Regions from separate parts of the Homo sapiens genome. Here region 2 is linked to region 1. A link is an interaction called in ENCODE POLR2A ChIA-PET data of the cell type or tissue named here. Cell type or tissue: Panc1. All regions are shown on one strand.

Region 1 (2,500 bases):
CTATTTTATTTAAACAAATAGTTCTATTGCAAAAATTTGAAAACCAAGTTTAGGAAGAGAGATAGTTTAACTGACCTCTACCACTAAGATTTTGTGCTTTTGATAATTATATCGTTTGTCAGATAATTAGAGGGTAAATGTGTTCGGTAAAGACATTTATGGACGCAACGTAATGCTACATTTTTGTTCGTTTCTTGATCTATTCAGGCTTGTTCTGTTGTAAGCAGGTTATTTATACTTGCTTTCTCTCCAGCACCAAAAACCATGACTGGCATATAGTCTATGCTTAATTAATATTTGTTCAATGGGCCGGGTGCAGTGGCTCAAACCTGTAACCACAGCACTTTGGGAGGCCGAGGCAGGTAGATCACCTGAGGTCAGGAGTTGGAGACCAGCCTGGCTAACATAGTGAAACCCCGTTTCTACTAAAAATATAAAAAATTAGCCGGATGTGGTGGCACTAAAGCGCCTATAATTCCAGCTACTCGGGAGGCTGAGGCAGGAGAATCACTTGAACCTGGGAGGTGGAGGTTGTGGTGAGCCGAGATCACGCCATTGCACTCCAGCTTCGGCAACAAGAGCGAAACTCTGCCTCAAAAAAAAAAAAATTGTTAAATGGAATCAAATTGGCATGTTCACCCTTTTCTCATTTCTTCACATGCCTTGCTCCTTATTCAAATATCTGCGTAGGCCTTCCCTGACCATCCAAACTAAAATAACCTTTTTTCTATTATCTCTCACATTCTCTCTCTTTTACCTGGCACTATTTTGTTGTTGTTATTCAGAGCACTCGTCATTATCTGAAAGATGATTTATTTGTTCATATGTTTGTTAAAAGTGTATGGTCTGTCTCCTACTAACAGTAAGCTCCTTGAGGACATTGACATTGTCTTGTTGAATCTGTCTTGTGGGTTCTAGGGAATGGTATCTCATATCTGAAAGTTTATATGAAATATGTGTTGAAAGAATGAGTGAATGAAGACATGGTCGCCTATACTTTGAAGATAGAGGTAAGTTAACTTCAGAAATCTTCACTTAAACATCTTTCAATTCACAATTTGCATATTTGGAAATAAAAGATGTGATTATTTTTTCAGTTAGAGCATTGCATTTATAAATTTCTTTTTGCCTTTCACTGATGTAAGAAAATTATTTCTTATTTTAATCTCAAATAGTGATCCTGCGGCTGGTAACCCTGTAGGAATATTTTTGAAAGAAAAAGGATAAATTCTGTGAAACTCTGAGCTCTAAGAAAGATGATAACTGCATTTGAGATAGTTGTATTGTCATGATTAATTAGTGTTATACAAAAGTGAGAGACTCACACAGCCCTGTCAGTGTCATGGGAATCACAGTGCCTCCTACCATGTTAATAGGAACCAGATCCAGTTAAGCAAATTAAAATAATTTAAAATATTATGCATGTGGGCATCCCACAGTATGACAACTGGCCCATTTCTCAGGGCCAACCTCATCTATACACAGAGAAAGACTCAAAATTGTCATGTTATCTGTGTATGTGTATGTGATTAAGGTGTTACAAGAATATCTGCTGTTACATTTTTTTGTGTGCATATAGGCAGCAGAGTGGCACAATGCAAGAGTGCTGGGCCCCAACAATATTTTATGCACAAAGGCAAATTAAAAAAAAACAAAAAACCTCATCATGACTCAGTTGTGCAAGATTTCAGAGAGGGTGATTTAGGGCAGCTCAGTCTGGAGCTCTATGTTTTCCTGGTGGCATTTAAGGCTTAAGAGCTGGATAGAGGTTTCCAAGTAGTTACTGAGTGTGGTGGGCAGAATAATGGCCCCCCAGAGATGTCGTATCCAAATCCTTAGAACCTGTGAATATGTTAGGTTACGTGGCAAAGGGGATTTAAGGTTCAGATAAAGTCAATGTTGCTAATCAGCTGACCTTGAGATTGGGAAGTTATCCTGGATTGTCTGGGTGTGCCCAGTGTAATCACAATGGTCTTTAAAAGTGAAAGAGGGAGGCAGAAGAAAGTGTGATAGTATAGGGATGTAAAGAAGACTCAACCAGCCCTTGCTGGTTTTGAAGCTGGAAGAGGGTCGTGAGCCAAGGAATAAGGGCAGCCTCTAAAAAGCTGGAAAAGATCAGAAAATGGTTCTCACCTACAGTCTCCAGAAAGGAACACCGTCTGGCCAACACCTTGATCTTAGCCCAGTGAGACTCATTTCTACCTTCTGACTTCCAGAAGTTTAAGGTAATCAACTTTTGTTGTTTTAAGCCACTGAGTTAATGGCAATTTGTTACAACAGCCATAGCAAGCTAGTATACCGAGTCTCATTCTTACCCTTATGAGACCTTCCACAATTTCATCCCATCCAACCCACCCAGCAATGTCTTCTGCTTGGGTCAGATCAGTTTCCTCCCTCCTTCCAGATACATTATGCTCATTCCCACCTCCTAGTTGTTCTCCCTTCTGTGGGTTTCTCTGTTGGGAAAGAATTTCTCCCTCCTGCTAGTATAAATCTGTGT
Region 2 (2,500 bases), 450 kb after region 1:
AGGGAGCGTTTGATTTGCAACTGGGGCCGAGCGGATTGGTGCAGCTGGCGGCGGCGGGGCGGGAGGAGCTGCCGCGGCGGGGGGTGGCCACTTTCAAATGGAGAGGGCGGCGGCGGCGGGGACGCCGCTGCGGAGGGAGCGGGGCTTGGTTGCGCCACGAGAAGGTGTCATCACTGCACCGGGGCTAATTCCGGCGGAGGTGCCGGGAGTTACTTTCCCCTCCTCCCGCGCTGTTGTTTCTGTCGCCTCGGGAGGAGGAGGAGGAGGAGGATTGGGAGAGAGGGAGGGGTCGGCGCCGCGCGGAACCGCGGCCCTGCGCATTCCCCGGCGGGCGGCGGGAGCCGCGCGGAGCGTTCGCCGCTGCGGGGCGGCGGCCGAGCTCCCCCACAACCCCGGGGTGCCCCCCTTGCTGGGATCCTTAGCCTTCTCACGTCCCCTCTCACTCCGCCACCCTCCCACTAGAGCTCCTTATTCTCGAGTCCTCAACCCCGGCTTGGCGCGTCCCGGGTCTCCCCTCGCCCCAGGATTCCTCCCGCGCCAGGCTCCGCTGGCCCCAGGTTTCCCACCCCAAGCGGGTGGGGGCGGCCGCAGTCCCGGCGCCGGTGAATGCTGAGAGCAAACAAAAAAGCGGGCGATTTAAACATGCCTTCGAAACCCGTTAGGAATGCGTCGTCATCCGGAGACCGTTTAAAAGGAGCTTTAGCTTGCCTTCTAGTAACGAGAGGGCTGGCGCCCTGCCTTACTTCGGCAGGGGCGAGGGGCTGTCGCCCTCTATTTGCCCCGGCCAAGAGGGAATTTAAATTTTCTTTTGTAAAATGACAGCTGCAGTGAATGACCTGAGACAGCTACGTTTTTAGGAAAGTAGGAGAGGATCTGAGGTTTCCATTAATGGGAATGCTTAGGGGGTTCTTTCCCAAAGGTTTTTTATTAGGTGAACTATTTTTCCTTTTTATAATACCCGCCATGAAGGCTAGCTCTCTTGCTACTTGTAGCTCAAGGCTAATACCTTTCAAAGCTAATGAACTAGTTTTAAGATAGAGGGAAATTATTTCCCTGAAAGCTGATTTAGGTAGTGACTCCCCAGTGGTTACAGATTTTATAGTAAGTTGCATTTTGATCATATCACAACTGATCAAGATTTAATCACAGGTGGAGAAAGGTGGAGAAAGGAAGCATTCAATATGTCCATACTTGCATTGAGTCAACACTTTTGATGTAATAATTTGTTGTAGGTGGGCAACATACGTGGGGGGAGTTAAATGGGATGTTTTGTGAGTAACACTCTTAGCAAGTACATGCAACCCAGAATTTTTATTGTCCTTTTATCCCAAAGATCTTAGTCTCATTTACTTACGGTCACTTTTTTTTTTTTTTTTTTTTGTTCCTTGAGACAGAGTCTTTCGCTCTGTCACCCAGGCTGGAGTGCAGTGGCATGATCTTAGCTCACTGCAACCTCCGCCTCCTGGGTTCAAGCGATTCTCCTGCCTCAGCCCCCTGAGTAGCTGGGACTACAGGCGCGTGCCACCACGGCTGGCTAATTTTTTTTTGTATTTTTAGTAGAGACGGGGTTTCACCATATTAGCCAGGCTGGTCTCGAACTCCTGACCTCGTGATCCGCCCGCCCCGGCCTCTCAAAGTGCTGGGATTACAGGCGTGAGCCACCACGCCCAGCCTGCTTACGGTCACTTGTAAATCAGATGACTTTCTGCTTGGTATTTTGCTGTCTTCTTCAAAGTTTGGATACTTCTATAAGTGTCTTTTACTTGGCATTGTCATTTTAATGTGTAGAATAAATATAATTTTAAGCTGTTTAAGTGTTAGGTTTCCTGCTATTTCCTTTGGTCCCTATTTAGCAGAGATAATGGGAGTGTCTGAAAGTAAGGTAGAACTTGAACTTGATTCCACCTTTAAGAGTACAGACTGCTTACTAGTAAAAGTTGGGTTGGCTGCACATATATTTTAGCTTTAACAAAGGTAGATATGTGTTCATTTAAAAGAAAAAAAAAAAACCCACCTTCTTAGTTCTCCCCGCTTCACTTGACTGGTTTTCTGCCTGTAAACCAGTGCTGTGCTTATATTAGTTATCCAGGTTGAAAGAGTAGCTATACAGGGACAGCAATGAAAAGTATGTGTGTCTGGGTGAAACTAGAGGGAGAAAACCTATTGGAGTTTGAGGAAATGTGTTTTGTTGCTTAGCCTAGGGGGTTGGAGAAGAAAGATGACCTAAAAAACAAACTTGGAGGACTAGGTGAGAGTAAAAGCAGATTTCCATTGCGTCTTACGTATAGTAGGCACGTGACCGATATTAATTTTTGACTTTAGCTGTTAAAAAGTTATTACACAAGTAGTGTTACATGTACGTTTTTGAAAATTAGAAAATACAAGGAAACAAATATAAAAACAAATTGCTACCATCCATAGATGACTACTGTATTACTTTTCAGATAATTTTCTATGCATGTGCATGTGTGTTTTAATAAAAATGAGATACATGAATATA

Evidence for each region. ChIA-PET counts read pairs that join two places held together with the same protein. Peaks named below come from ENCODE experiments on the same cell type or tissue, not always from the same donor. Only the 100,000 strongest peaks of a DNase experiment are listed, where the experiment ranks them.
Region 2: POLR2A ChIA-PET joins it to region 1 with 10 read pairs; 9 of 35 experiments call an interaction of 5 or more read pairs at or near these places.

The regions. Positions count from the first base shown.
Region 1 is chr4:128,360,025-128,362,524 of GRCh38, forward strand. No RefSeq gene overlaps it. Among named protein-coding and RNA genes, the nearest start is that of LINC02615, 67 kb to the right of the region's middle. In Panc1, no CTCF peak of the experiment used is centred here; no DNase peak of the experiment used is centred here.
Region 2 is chr4:128,812,048-128,814,547 of GRCh38, forward strand. The region is part of intron 1 of JADE1 (jade family PHD finger 1); the gene reads left to right. Among named protein-coding and RNA genes, the nearest start is that of JADE1, 3.6 kb to the left of the region's middle. RefSeq lists a silencer at 1-465 and enhancers at 909-1,490, 1,491-2,072. In Panc1, no CTCF peak of the experiment used is centred here; no DNase peak of the experiment used is centred here; H3K4me3 peaks cover 1,473 bases; H3K27ac peaks cover 1,998 bases.